2 separate regions of the Homo sapiens genome follow, and region 1 is linked to region 2. A link is an interaction called in ENCODE POLR2A ChIA-PET data of the cell type or tissue named here. Cell type or tissue: GM12878. All regions are shown on one strand.

Evidence for each region. Peaks named below come from ENCODE experiments on the same cell type or tissue, not always from the same donor. Only the 100,000 strongest peaks of a DNase experiment are listed, where the experiment ranks them.
Region 1: POLR2A ChIA-PET joins it to region 2 with 5 read pairs; 1 of 35 experiments calls an interaction of 5 or more read pairs at or near these places.

Annotation. Positions count from the first base shown.
Region 1 is chr18:56,527,392-56,535,391 of GRCh38, forward strand. No RefSeq gene overlaps it. Among named protein-coding and RNA genes, the nearest start is that of TXNL1, 110 kb to the right of the region's middle. In GM12878, no CTCF peak of the experiment used is centred here; a DNase peak (open chromatin) is centred at 4,940.
Region 2 is chr18:55,310,586-55,318,585 of GRCh38, forward strand. The region is part of intron 8 of TCF4 (transcription factor 4); the gene reads right to left. Among named protein-coding and RNA genes, the nearest start is that of TCF4-AS1, 140 kb to the right of the region's middle. In GM12878, no CTCF peak of the experiment used is centred here; no DNase peak of the experiment used is centred here; H3K4me3 peaks cover 5,549 bases; H3K27ac peaks cover 3,839 bases.

The DNA.
Region 1 (8,000 bases), 1.2 Mb after region 2:
ATTCAACATTCTTAAAGAAAAGAATTTTCAACCAAGAATTTCATATCCAGCCAAACTAAGCTTCATAAGTGAAGGAGAAATAAAATCCTTTACAGACAAGCAAATGTTGAGAGATTTTGTCACCACCAGGCCTGCCCTAAAAGAGCTCCTGAAGGAAGCACTAAACATGGAAAGGAACAACCAGTACCAGCCGCTGCAAAATCATGCCAAAATGTAAAGACCATCGAGACTAGGAAGAAACTGCATCAACTAACGAGCAAAATAACCAGCTAACATCATCATGACAGCATCAAATTCACACATAACAATATTAACTTTAAATGTAAATGGACTAAATGCTCCAATTAAAAGACACAGACTGGCAAATTGGATAAAGAGTCAAGACCCATCAGTGTGCTGTATCCAGGAAACCCATCTCACGTGCAGAGACACACATAGGCTCAAAATAAAAGGATGGAGGAAGATCTACCAAGCCAATGGAAAACAAAAAAAGGCAGGGGTTGCAATCCTAGTCTCTGACAAAACAGACTTTAAACCAACAAAGATCAAAAGAGACAAAGAAGGCCATTACATAATGGTAGAGGGATCAATTCAACAAGAAGAGCTAACTATCCTAAATATATATGCACCCAATACAGGAGCACCCAGATTCATAAAGCAAGTCCTGAGTGACCTACAAAGAGACTTAGACTCCCACACATTAATAATGGGAGACTTTAACACCCCACTGTCAACATCAGACAGATCAACGAGACAGAAAGTTAACAAGGATACCCAGGAATTGAACTCAGCTCTGCACCAAGCAGACCTAATAGACATCTACAGAACTGTCCACCCCAAATCAACAGAATATACATTTTTTTCAGCACCACACCACACCTATTCCAAAATTGACTACATACTTGGAAGTAAAGCTCTCCTCAGCAAATGTAAAAGAACAGAAATTATAACAAACTGTCTCTCAGACCACAGTGCAATCAAACTAGAACTCAGGATTAAGAAACTCACTCAAAACCTCTCAACTACATGGAACCTGAATGACTACTGGGTACATAACGAAATGAAGGCAGAAATAAAGATGTTCTTTGAAACCAGTGAGAACAAAGACACAACATACCAGAATCTCTGGGACACACTCAAAGCAGTGTGTAGAGGGAAATTTATAGCACTAAATGCCCACAAAAGAAAGCAGAAAAGATCCAAAATTGACACCCTAACATCACAATTAAAAGAACTAGAAAAGCAAGAGCAAACACATTCAAAAGTTAGCAGAAGGCAAGAAATAACTAAAATTAGAGCAAAACTGAAGTAAATAGAGACACAAAAAACCCTTCAAAAAATTAATGAATCCAGGGGCTGGTTTTTTGAAAGGATCAACAAAATTGATAGATGCTAGCAAGACTAATAAAGAAGAAAGAGAGAAGAATCAAATAGACGCAATAAAAAATGATAAAGGGGATATCACCACCGATCCCACAGAAATACAAACTACCATCAGAGAATACTACAAACACCTCTACACAAATAAACTAGAAAATCTAGAAGAAATGGATAAATTCCTCGACACATACACACTCCCAAGACTAAACCAGGAAGAAGTTGAATCTCTGAATAGACCAATAACAGGATCTGAAATTGTGGCAATAATCAATAGCTTACCAACCAAAAAGAGTCCAGGACCAGACTGATTCACAGCCGAATTCTACCAGAGGTACAAGGAGGAACTGGTACCATTCCTTCTGAAACTATTCCAATCAATAGAAAAAGAGGGAATCCTCCCTAACTCATATTATGAGGCCAGCATCATCCTAATACCAAAGCCGGGCAGAGACACAACCAAAAAAGAGAATTTTAGACCAATATCCTTGATGAACATTGATGCAAAAATCCTCAATAAAATACTGGCAAACCGAATCCAGCAGCACATCAAACAGCTTATCCACCATGATCAAATGGGCTTCATCCCTGGGATGCAAGGCTGGTTCAAGACATGCAAATCAATAAATGTAATCCAGCATATAAACAGAACCAAAGACAAAAACCACATGATTATCTCAATAGATGCAGAAAAGGCCTTTGACAAAATTCAACAACACTTCATGCTAAAAACTCTCAATAAATTAGGTATTGATGGGACGTATCTCAAAATAATAAGAGCTATCTATGACAAACCCACAGCCAATATCATACTGAATGGGCAAAAACTGGAAGCATTCCCTTTGAAAACTGGCACAAGACAGGGATGCCCTCTCTCACCACTCCCATTCAACATAGTGTTGGAAGTTCTGGCCAGGGCAATTAGGCAGGAGAAGGAAATAAAGGGTATTCAATTAGGAAAAGAGGAAGTCAAATTGTCCCTGTTTGCAGATGACATGATTGTATATCTAGAAAACCCCATTGTCTCAGCCCAAAATCTCCTTAAGCTGATAAGCAACTTCAGCAAAGTCTCAGGATACAAAATCAATGTACAAAAATCACAAGCATTCTTATACACCAATAACAGACAAACAGAGAGCCAAATCATGAGTGAACTCCCATTCACAATTGCTTCAAAGAGAATAAAATACCTAGGAATCCAACTTACAAGGGATGTGAAGGACCTCTTCAAGGAGAACTACAAACCACTGCTCAATGAAATAAAAGAGGATACAAAGAAATGCAGGAACATTCCATGCTCATGGGTAGGAAGAATCAATATCGTGAAAATGGCCATACTGCCCAAGGTAATTTATAGATTCAATGCCATCCCCATCAAGCTACCAATGACTTTCTTCACAGAATTGGAAAAAACTACTTTAAAGTTCATATGAACCAAAAAAGAGCCCGCATCACCAAGTCAATCCTAAGCCAAAAGAACAAAGCTGGAGGCATCATGCTACCTGACTTCAAACTATACTACAAGGCTACAGTAACCAAAACAGCATGGTACTGGTACAAAAACAGAGATATAGATCAATGGAACAGAACAGAGCCCTCAGATATAATGCCGCATATCTACAACTATCTGACCTTTGACAAACCTCACAAAAACAAGCAATGGGGAAAGGATTCCCTATTTAATAAATGGTGCTGGGAAAACTGGCTAGCCATAGGTAGAAAGCTGAAACTGGATCCCTTCCTTACACCTTATACAAAAATTAATTCAAGATGGATTAAGGACTTAAACGTTAGACCTAAAACCATAAAAACCCTAGAAGAAAACCTAGGCATTACCATTCAGGACATAGGCATGGGCAAGGACTTCATGTCTAAAACACCAAAAGCAATGGCAACAAAAGCCAAAATTGACAACTGTGATCTAATTAACTAAAGACCTTCTGCACAGCAAAAGAAACTACCATCAGAGTGAACAGGCAACCTACAGAATGGGAGAAAATTTTTGCAATCTACTCATCTGACAAAGGGCTAATATCCAGAATCTACAATGAACTCAAACAAATTTACAAGAAAAAAACAAACAACCCCATCAAAACGTGAGCGAAGGACATGAACAGACACTTCTCAAAAGAAGACATTTATGCAGCCAAAAAACACATGAAAAAATGCTCACCATCACTGGCCATCAGAGAAATGCAAATCAAAACCACAATGAGATACCATCTCACACCAGTTAGAATGGCAATCATTAAAAAGTCAGGAAACAACAGGTGCTGGAGAGGATGTGGAGAAATAGGAACACTTTTACACTGTTGGTGGGACTGTAAACTAGTTCAACCATGTGGAAGTCAGTGTGGCGATTCCTCAGGGATCTATAACTAGATATACCATTTGACCCAGCCATCCCATTACTGGGTATATACCCAAAGGACTGTAAATCATGCTGCTATAAAGACACATGCACACGTATGTTTATTGCGGCATTATTCACAATAGCAAAGACTTGGAACCAACCCAAATGTCCAACAATGATAGACTGGATTAAGAAAATGTGGCACATATACACCATGGAATACTATGCAGCCATAAAAAAGGATGAGTTCATGTCCTTTGTAGGGACATGGATGAAATTGGAAATCATCATTCTCAGTAAACTATCGCAAGGACAAAAAAGCAAACACTGCGTGTTCTCACTCATAGGTTGGAATTGAACAATGAGAACTCATGGACACAGGAAGGGGAACATCACACTCTGGGGACTGTCGTGGGGTGGGGGGAGAGGGGAGGGATAGCATTAGGAGATATACCTAATGCTAAATGACGAGTTAATGGGTGCAGCACATCAGCATGGCACATGTATACATATGTAACTAACCTGCACATTGTGCATATGTACCCTAAAACTTAAAGTATAATAATAATAATAAAAATAAATAAATAAATAAATAAATAAATAAATAAACTTTTTGTAGAAATGAGGTCTTGCTATGTTGCCCTGGCTGGCCTCAAGTGATGACCTTCCCACCTCAGCTTCCCAAAGTACTGGGATTACAGGGATGAGCCACCATGCCCGCTACACCATAAAAACATTTTCAGGGCTGGGTGCAGTGGCTCACGCCTGTAATCCCAGCACTTTGGGAGGCTGAGGAAGGCGGATCACGAGGTCAGGAGTTCAAAACCAGCCTGACCAACATGGGGAAACCCCGTCTCTACTAAAAATACAAAAATTAGCTGGGTGTGGTGGTGGGCACCTGTAATCCTAGCTACTCAGGAGGCTGAGGCAGGAGAATCATTTGAACCCAAGAGGCGGAGGTTGCAGTGGGCTGAGATCGTGCCACTGCATTCCAGCCTGGGCGACAGAGTGAGACGGTGTCTCAAAAAAAAAAAAAAAAGTTTCAAAATTCACTCTGACCACCAGTTTTTCAAGCCTGCACAAGTGACACTGAGCACATTCACAGTCTCCAGCACACCCATGTTCCCCTTTGGATGTTTTTACCCCTTTCTCTCACCCAAGAAAAAATGAGACTCCATTGACTTCAGGCCCACATGGTCAGGAATGAGTCAATGTCAAACCACATCACAGTTCCAACTGGCACAGAGATGACTGTACGCAGACTACAAAGTACTTCCATCTACATTATCTCATTTGAGCCCTGTACTTGCTCTCCCAGGGGTAAGAAAAATAAATATTTAATAAGCCATATGCCAAACACTGTGCTGGGTAAACACGGATTTTAATTTGTTTAATCCTCACAAGAACCCACAAGGCTGGTGTTCAAATCCCTCTTATTACAGATGAGGAAACTGAGACTCAGAGAGGTGACAGATCTGGCCCGGGGTTGCATGGCTAGTTGTGGTCAAGTTAAGATTCACAGCTAAATCATCAGGCTCCAAAGTCCATGCCTGCTTCACTGTGCACTACAAGAGCAGCAGATTATGACATGTCTTTCTGCATAGCCACCAGGCAGGCTTACTCAGGTGCAGTCTTGTTCAGGCCCTTTGGGGCTTCCTCTAGAACTTAGGTGTAGATGCCAAGAGTCATTTGGTGAGGAGATCAGCAACCTTGGATGAGTTGCATACTACGTTTCCACCTCCCATTTTTCTGGCCTGGAAATAGGTTAAAGTGCTAGTCTCATAACAGAATGCTGAACTTTGTGAGCAAGAAGAATGCACGTCTCCATGGCAGGGGAGAGGTGAAGGAGTCTGCTGTTACTTTTTGCCCAAATGCTGTAGGTTTCTGAGCACTTGTATACTTAAACCATTTCATTGTTCCCATCGAGTGTCTTTGTTACAAGGAACTATTTCAAATTTCTAAACAAATTGTATACAAATAAAACACTATTTGTATATTTTATAGATAAAAGAATTGCATTTAGTTTTGGAGAAAAAAAGGCATCTGCTCCTTTAAAAAAATAAGTTTGAGGCTGGGCAAGGCGGCTCACACCTGTAATCCCAGCAATTTGGGAGGCTGAGGTGGGTGGATAACCTGAGGTCAGGAGTTTGAGACCAGCCTGTGCAACATGGTTAAACCCCATCTCTACTAAAAATACAAAAATTAGCCAGGCGTGGTGGTGGATGGTTGTAATCCCAGCTGCTCAAGAGGCTGAGGCAGGAGAATCACTTGAACCCAGGAGGCAGAGGTTGCAGTGAGCTGAGATTGCACCATTGCACTACAGCCTGGGTGAGAAGAGCAAAATTCTGACTCAAAAAATAAAAATAAATAAAAATAAATTTGAAAACATGGTCCAGAGAAATAGAACCTTCAAAAGCACCTCTCAAAATACTTTTCATGTGCTGAAACCTTGAATAAGTATATTAGTTTGCAAGGGCTGCCATAACAAATAGCACAGACTAGATGGCTTAAACAACAGAAATGTACTGAGTGTTGTCAATTTATGATTGGAGAGTCACGGTCTGAGATCAAGGTGTTGGCAGCAGGTGGGCTTTTCTGAGACTTCTCTCCTTGGCTTGTAGATGGGTGTCTTCTCCCTGTGTCTTCCCACGGTTTCTCTTCCGTGTGCATCTGTGTTCAAATGTTCTCTTCTTATAAGGTGAGTTGTATTGGATTAGAATCCACCCTAAAGGCCTCCTTTTAACTTAATTATCACTTGAAAGACCCTGTCTCCAAATGCAGTCACATTATGAGATACTGGGGGTTAGGACTTCAACATATGAATTTTAGGGGACAGAATTCAGTCCTTACAATAAGTATTGGGCAGCCCTCATCTGGTGCTTAAAGCTGCCAGCCACTACCTAAGAATGGGATATTCTCTGCAACCAGTTAAGAGAAATAGGATTCCAAACAGACAATTAACTGAGCTGGACACAAGACTAACAACTCCTTATAAAAATCAAAGGGTTAGACAAGGACAAGGGCCTGAATACAAAGCTGCCCAGCGCCTGTTTGGATGCAAGTGAAGGACAATCCCAGGCAGTGCAAGGTCCTTCACTGTGCAAATTTTTCTGTAACTCATGTATATTTCTGCTCATATCTGAAAATAATTATAAAAATAAATATTTCTAAAATTGCAGCTAATAGCATTTTCCAAAGATGACCACAATGATGTATTCCATCCTACATGGCTTTACTTACAACATGATTTTAACCCTCCTCCCATTGAGAGGCAGGGTCTATATTCCCTCCCCTTGAATCTCTGTAAGCTTATAACTATGGGGAAAGTGATATAATGTGACCTCAGGTGAGGGCATAGAAAGCAATTCCACTTCCACTTGATTCTTTTAGGACACATGCTTTTGAAGAGTTGCACCCTCATGTAGCAGTTTGACTTCCCTGAGGCTACTAGTCCATGTACAAATTACAGGGAAGGACCCTAAGACTTCAAGAAGAAAGAGAGCAAGCCCACCAGCCCCCATTGCATTGGCTTCAGCCACATGTAACTGCAATGACTTATAAGACCCAGAGCCAAAACCACCCAGCCAGGCATCCCCCAAATTGCTGACCCACAGAATCTATGAGCATAATAAAATAATTGTTGTTGTTTTAAGCCACAAAGTTTTGGGGTAAATTGTTGCACAGCAATAAATAACTCGAATGAAAATATTCTGATTAAGTCTTTCTGATGCTAATTTGACTTTGCTTCTTCCAAAAATTAGTCCAAATGAGTAAAATGATCATTTCCTCTTGGCATGTCTATAGATTTTCTACTTGGCATCTTCTCCATCTGCAAATGACAATATGCCTTTGGTTTTCTGGTATTCCATGGAAGCTACATGTGTCAAGAAGTCAATACTGCATGAGTTCCGCAAATAAACCATCCCACTCACCATCACTGTTCATGCATTTCCTACAACAGCCTATATCTAGTTCATCCATGTCCGCTTCTATCTTTTCTCTCCCAGGTTTCTGCAGCAATCATACTCTCATTTCTTTCTAGGGGCTCTAACTTCTGCTTCTCTGCTTGTAGGCCTATGTCCTTCTCTTCTGTTAATGACATTGGGCTTTTCCCCCTCTTTATGCACCTGCAGTCAAGGTGGGAAACAAAAAGATTCGAAACTATTTTGACTCAGACCTAGGAACTTGTAATGTCACCATAAGATGAGATTCCTGTCTCCAGCCAAATCTCACCTTGAATTGTAATAATCCCTATGTGTCAACGGAGGAG
Region 2 (8,000 bases):
TGAGGAGAAGCGCAGCAGTGGCAGGGAGAGAGGTCCCCAGTTGTGAGGAGGTAAAGGAGTTGCATTATTGGGAAAGCTGGAAAGAACATCTTCAATGTTGGCTTTAAATTTTAATCTTTTCTTGATAACAGACGATATGATGTTATGATGTTAATGATGATGTAAACAATGTCCGTAATGCCAAAAAACTTAAAACATAATTATTAATTAGTTTCTTTATGCTAATTTCTTCTTTCCACTTTATGTCCTGTAGGGAAAAAATGGTAATACACTTCCTCATTTAGGATGATTCAAGACAAACCAATAGTTACACTGATAGAGGGTTCTAAACATTTTAAAAGGTAAGACAAATATATGTTTAGGGTATGCAGACATGTTGTGTTACTGACTCAACATATTCTAACAGCTGCTTTGAAGCCATTCCAGTTGGTTCACAAATAATGTACAATATTTAATACACTATAAAATCTCACGTTTTCATGGTAAAACGTAGAAATACCTGGGCAATGCTATAGTGTGCTATGCCAAAACAAACAAACAAAAAACAATGTTTTGGAAACAAAAGAAAAAAGGAAAGAAAAGAAAAGGAAAAGGGAAATAGAAAGGGAAAGAAAAAAAACAAAAAAATGTTATCCTCTATAAATGCCTCACAATGCCAAGATTTAATTATGGAACTTATTATGACATTATTTAATTCTTAAGGTCCAGATATATCACTTTGCAAGCAGGACTTCCCAACCTCAGCACTTCTGAGGGTCTGTCTTGCACGCTGTTAAGATGTTTAGTAGCATCCCTGGCCTCCAGCCCTAGATGCCAGTAGCAAGCTCCTGCCTGACCCCCACAGTTGTGACAATCAAAAGCGTTTCCAGATATTGCCGTATGTCCCCTGGGGAACACCCTGTTCTAAAGATATATGTTTGTAATCTTAGTCTGTCAGCAACAAATATCCACTTTGATTTTCTTAAATCTTCATATAAACAATGTCCATCTCGAGGAGTATCTTCTTTCAACTAAACAAGGAAATAGCCATTGACACCCATGATCACTTAGTATGTGATAGTCTGACTTTGTGATCTTATGGCCCTCCATAGTCTTAGCCTCTAACTTTGACACAGGTAATGTATGTTCACTCTGGAACTTTTAGAACCAACTCTATAGCAGTCTTGATTATGTGACAGCAAATATTTTATCATTTTCAACTAAATGTTCTGAACTACATGCAATAATCAAAATAATACTCTGCAGAAAAATTTCTGAGGAATAAACAAGTTTGAGTAATAAATAATTGGCATTATCTATTACTGTCTAGTTATGAAATCTATCCATCTATCTACCCACCCAACCATACTTTCTCCAATCCAGCCATACATTCATCATCATAAAACCTGTCATGCTTTCAATTCTGATTGAGTTACACAGGTAAAAAGCCTAGGACTGGCCAAAGAGTTTAATCTACATAGCTCCCTATTGGCAATGCATCTGTGAAGACACTGTTGTCTATACATAATTCCACATCAGGCCAGCCATATATTTTATATACTACATCATCTAACTCGAAACAGGAAAATATCTTAATGTATAAATGTGTTTAGGTTTTCTTAAATTGGTTACTTTGTTAAATAGGTAATCTATTGAGAGATGCAAGATTCTAATACGGATTATCCTGAAAAGGTAAACATTTAAACAGACCAACTGAACCCAGGAATCACCATCTAACTTTAAAACAGGTTAAATGGATCTTCAACATGAAGATTAAAAATGTATTAAAGATTCCAAAAACAAGTGCTAGCCTAAAGCTACTTAGCCATGATCTATTTGTCCTTTCTCATCTGTTTTTCCTTTTTCGTCATCTAAAGATAATGGAGGAAAAGCACCATAAAACCAAAACTTCCTTCATAAGAAACAATTCCGTATGGTTTTGCATTTTTCAATGTCATATCTGAAAGGTAAAGCAGCTTCTCTAGTCTAGAGGTTAGGATATCATAATGATTCATGTAAGTCATCTTTCTTGGGGTTAATTAAGGAAACTGAATCCTAAATGATTTTATCAGCAAAAGTGACACTGTAAAGTTGGGCCAAGAGGATCTGCTATTACAGGAATCCTTTAAAATGTAAACGCTTTTAACAATCATGCATCTATTTCTAGCAGTTTTAGCTCATTCCCTGGAAGCATGCAAGAGGTGTGCTGCACTTTGCAACCTCTGGGAAGTAGGATTACCAGATTCACATCAACACATCTAATTTTACAGTTACCTTATTTAAGTTTTTAATACGGCACAGGTCTTTTTCTCAGGTGTTAATAGAAAAATCAATTTTAAGTCACAACAGCTGTGATCATTTTAAATATCACAGCTGTCATGAGTTGAAAATAACCAATTTGAGCATACAAGTTTCTGCTGCAAATGTAAGAAAGTGGAAATGTGATGGAATTTTATCTTTTACTCCCTCTGAAGCTGAATGTCTAATACAATAGTAGAGTAATAACTTATTGGCTTTAAAATAAAATCAGGCTCCCATTTCTTTACTGACCTAGCAAACAGATGGCTCAAAAGAACAGAGAAGAACATCATTTTTAAGATACACTCCTATGGCAACTGTGGAACATGTTTAATTATGGAAGTATTAACTCAGGAAAGAGTGAGTTAAATAGTTGATATCAAAATTGAGAGTTCATTTATGTAAACATTTTGTTGTGAAGCCGGGGGGAGATTAAGTGGGATCCATGCTACATATTAAGTGTTATTAAAATCTAGGAATTTAAATTATTACACAGGACAAAGTCTAAACTGATATGAGAATAGTGTTAACTAGTATCTTGCAGAAAATAATGGCATTGTATCTATTTCTTTGCAAACTCAAACTAGCCACTGGATGGCATGAAATAAAAGTTCCTCTCCCTTCCCCTTCAATCCAAATTTAATGTCATTACGTTTCAAAGACTATAATGACATTCCTAAAGAACTCAAAATTTAAAAAAGAAAAGGAAAGGACAGGGAAGGCATTATTTATTCTACTGGCTGAAGAAAGTTTAGATTTCTCTGTGTGAAATGAATTACGGACAATGAACACCCAAGAAATTCTAGAATTATAATAACAAACAATTATTGCCACCTATGCTCCAGGGGAGAGCCGGGCTCAAGTGTCTGAGAAATGATATTGCATGATTAATACAAGGAAGAACTCAACCAGAAGAAAAGTATAATCTTATACCAAAGCCTTGGTAATGTTACACAACTTTTTCAAAATGTTTTCAAGGTCTCCTAACATCCTGGCTGATATATAAGTAGAAAATAAAAATTTAAAGTATTTTCATCCCAGATCTTCAATCCTACTTCAATGAGTTTGACATTTCCCTCCCCCCCTTACAAATTCACAGAGTAGAGATAAAACGTTGGCGATATTTGCAACTAAACAACTTGTATGAAAAAAGTTGACACCAATCCCCACCCCATTTGGCTTAGGGAAGCTTAGTGCAGCAGGTAGAGGGAAGCCCTAATATCCCATATTATTTGCATATTAATTTCAAAGCGACATGAAAAACACTGTAGTCTTTTAATCACATCAACACACAAAAAGGCACTACAAAGTGAAACTACACTTGTTACACATTTATCCCAACCCCCACATCACACAAAGGAAGCCTAAGAAAACAGCATCCATCCAGCTCCTTTAATGCTGAGCCTCCACTTCTGTAATAACAGGTGCAGAAATAATAATGTGCTGGCCAATCAACTTTTTCCTCTGATTTGTCAGTTTAGCTTAATAATGCCATTAGGAATGTAAACATTTCTGCAATTTATATTTAAAAGTCAATAAAATAATGGGGTGCAGAATTTATCCTTTTTAATTTTTTAAGTAATACATTTGATTATTTTAATCACATCAGTACTTAACTGGATAGGGTTTAAATACGCATGTAACATCAATTTAATTTGTTTTATTCGTTAGAAAAGCTATTGAGTCATACAGTATTTATTCTCCTTAAAAAAAAAAAAAGACCACACATTCTAGGAGAAAGGGAGTACAGGGCACTTGTATCTTGCTTCCCTTCTTGGAGATGGGATTCTGGTGCCTTCCAAATGTCTTTCAGTAGGAGCATTTTAAAATGGTAACCAAAGAGGTGAAGATCCAATACACACACTAGATGGCTGACAATAAAAAAAAGGAGTGTTTCCATACTGTGGATAAACTTTATTGGGCTACAGTAATAGGACTGTGGTTGGTAAATGCATCAACTATTTTTAAAATGGTGTGAGTTTTTCCCAACATAGCAATTCCCACTTAAACAGGATCATTATTGGTGCAGTCATTCAGTACTCTATAATTCTCACCCTTAGGTTTGTGGAGGTGAAAAAGCCAAGTCAAATGTTAGCCTCCATTGTTAACATCCCCTATTCATTTTCAGGACAGCTACAATGGAAGCAGCTGGAATTCAACTCTCCCCACTCTCTCCCACCAATTACCTCAACATGCCCTCTCTCAAGATGAGTGTAATTTGGTCTCTAGGAAAGCACAGAGCTAGGTCCCTGGAGGATGCCAGCCAAAGCCTGCATTTTTTTTGGTTGAGCCTGAAATTAGACCATCATCTACACTGTTCCCACCTCTGACTTCTCAGGTGTTCAAACCCACTCTTTAGCCCCCCTTTTTTAGGTGGGGAGAACGGAGTTTAAAGTAGTATACTCTCCTAAACAGAATGTTAGAGGCGTAGTGTCTCTTTTAAATCTTTTTGGATTAAATACCTCAATGAATATGTGCAGATTTCTTTAAGAAATTAGGAAGAATAGGAAGAAAACTAGGTAAACAGAAGCAACACAGCATTTAGAGACAGAAATATCAGAAATGTGAACTCTTAAATTCTAATCAGAATGTGGTACTGTGCCATAAATACATCTGCAAATAAAAGGTTGTAGTTTGGAACCAAGTCATGGATCTTTAGCACTGCAAAAAGGAAAGTCTCCAAAGTTTAAGTGGAGTTCATGTATAATTCTCAAACCACTTTCAAGCTCAAAACCAGTAAATTTCACCTTAAGTATTCTTCAGAAGAAAAAAATTGTTTTGCTTAATAAAATGCCATGGTATCTATATACCTAAAATGATATGATAATGTGCCAAATAGTTTATTACAGAATTTGAAATGTTATAAAGCCTACAACTATGGACATTTTCTGAAAATTCCAAGTATAACTTTCAGTAGATCACTTCACACTAAAGGAGACAATTTTATACAAGTATCTTTTCCACTTTTGTCACTACTGATCTCTTTTTCCTGGTATACAAACAACTGCTTTTTTTTTAGGACTATGATGATTTCCTAAATAGATTATAAATGTTTTATGAATATACAGATATCCCTTTTTTTTAAGTAATCAATAATGTTTATCATATACAACTTTAGCCTGTGTCATCTTAGAGTTATGTTTGAAGTATTAAGGGCTAATAAAGTGCAATTAAACATATAAAAACTTGAAAAAGCTTAAAACTAAAATTACTTTTAAACTATGTTGACTGTGAAAGATTATTTATTTTGTAACTCTGATAATATTGGAGGGGGAAAAAAGGCCCAGTAATCTTTTATGTGTCCGCATACTGAAATTCTCACAGGTACAAGGCATGCATTTAGGTCAGCTGTGCAGAGCAAATATATGTCTCCACTGTATTTTCTTCTTAAGGCAAAAGTAAATCTGAATTCTAACAACTTTTACAATTGCCAGAACCACATCTAAAATCTCTAAATTTTCTGAATGAGTAAACAAGAGATTCATTTAATAGATCCCTGATGGCAGCATGTAGACCATGTATTTGACCTACAATAGTGATTCTAAAGAACTTAGACTGCAGCATTGTTTTTCTTAGTGGCAGAGCAGTAATAGAAGTTTCAAGTAGGCTTGGAAACACACACATACAAAATTCATATAATGAAATATGACAGTGTCTAAAATCCAACTATGATCAAGCCATTAAAAGATAAGTTATAAAGGAAGACATCACTTATTCTCAAGCCTCCATCGTGGTACTACAATTTAGTAGAAACAAAACAACAACAAAAAAAGCCGAACAGGGGATGTAATGCAAACCACATTTATAGTGGAACAGGAAACAAATGATTCTTCAGCACAATTTCCTGTAGATCAGTTGGAAAGGTATTTAAAAGACTGCATCAACTATTAGATCTTTTTTCCTGACCACTTTTCTCCCCAACCCTCTTTCTCCTATGCCAATGTCCTTTCTCCTAATTCTGCCTGCAATAATGCCATCACCCAGCGACAGAAGGATGCTTTACCAACACTATATTTAAAATGCTTAGACCTAGCAGAAATTAGGAACTAGATAAAATTAACCAAAGATGTAACTGATCCATATTTTTTCCCTGAGAAATTAGCCTCACAGAAACGTTCAAACTGGTATCTGTGAATCTCATGCAGGGATTTTGAAAATTTAATCAGAGGCAGGAAGGCAAGATGTAGCCACAATGTCAAGATTAAGTGTCTGGTGAATTTTTATCAGCTTAAACATAAAGAACAAAATCAACATAATTTTGTTTTAAAGTAATGAAGCATAAAAAAAAATTTCATTGTTATTTTTAAATGGGTAAATTAAAGTGCCAACTATATTTAAAAAATAAGCTCACAAAAAAGCAGTTTTTCCTACATGCTTTCTCTTTGATATGTTTTATTTTATTGAACCAGTGGGGAATTTAAAAATTTGATTACTTTGTGGCCTAAGCAAATTTTTGCTGTGTAATAGCAAGTAAACAGCAATTAAAAAAAATAAAAGCATTTATACTGGCTGCTTTCATTTATAATCATGGTTCTGAAAATAGTAAGTATAAGAAATATATTTTTAAAATGCCAAATGTAATTTGCATAGTTGACACTCTACTGGAAACTTTAAAACCCAGTGGCTACCTATGTCCTATGTGTGGCTGTTCCAACCAACTGTGAGGTTTGGGGGGAAAAAAAAGAGCCATATGTAAAATGTACTGAAAAATGTTATTAGTGGCGTCATTTAAATATTGATCTTTTTATCTTAGCACTTCCTGTGATAAATGAGAAAAAGCTACACTCTTCATACCCCAATTTTCAGCTTTAAAAAATTTAGGTTGCTGACTGATATTGTCACTTATTTACAGGAAAACTTTCTTCTAAGAATAGAGAGTTTCCCAATTGAGAGATTCTGATATTCAAATATTCCTAATTTTTCACCTTAAGCAGGACTCGTAACATTATTTTATTCTTTGGCCTTGATATCAGAAATAATTAACATCCAGTTTCATCTCTGAACTTTATGGACTTGAAAAGCTGCATAATATGACCAACAGTCAGAATATAAACATAAAAAGCTCATTACCATTTACTTTCCGAGATTTGATGATTTGACAAATAACTATTTCAAAACAACTACTTTGAAACATGGTTTGAAGCTTGTTAGTATAAAGCAAAAAGAGCAATTACAATAATTACAGGTTTCTCTCTACGGTTTAACACATGCACATGCTGGCGAGAGCTGATGATGTGATCTTCAATTACCATTACGAGGACATTTCGCCACTTTTGTTTTCAGTTTTATTTGCCATAATTTTATCTTCGTGGATATGCTATAATATTAGATATGTGAAATTTGACCAAATAATCACTTATTAAAATTCTTCTTCAATGAACATGCAAGAAGCCATAAAGATCAAAATTTAGAGCTAGAACTACACTTATTGGAGAGCAGGTAATGCCTAATACTTCTTATAGCCTTAATAAGGACAGACACATTGGCACACTTTGATACAAGCTTGTATTTCCAACACAAAATAAGCTACTGATTTTCTCTGCAAAAAAAAATCTGTTTCGTAGTTCAGAAGTGGTGCTTTAATTTTTTTTAAGCTTAGATTTGGATCCGTTAGTATTTAAACCTCTAATGCATAGAGGAAAAAAAAATCACAAAAATTATTTTATCAAGTTCATGAAACTCTCACCTGAGGAGAAACTGATTTTTAAAAATACATTCTGGTT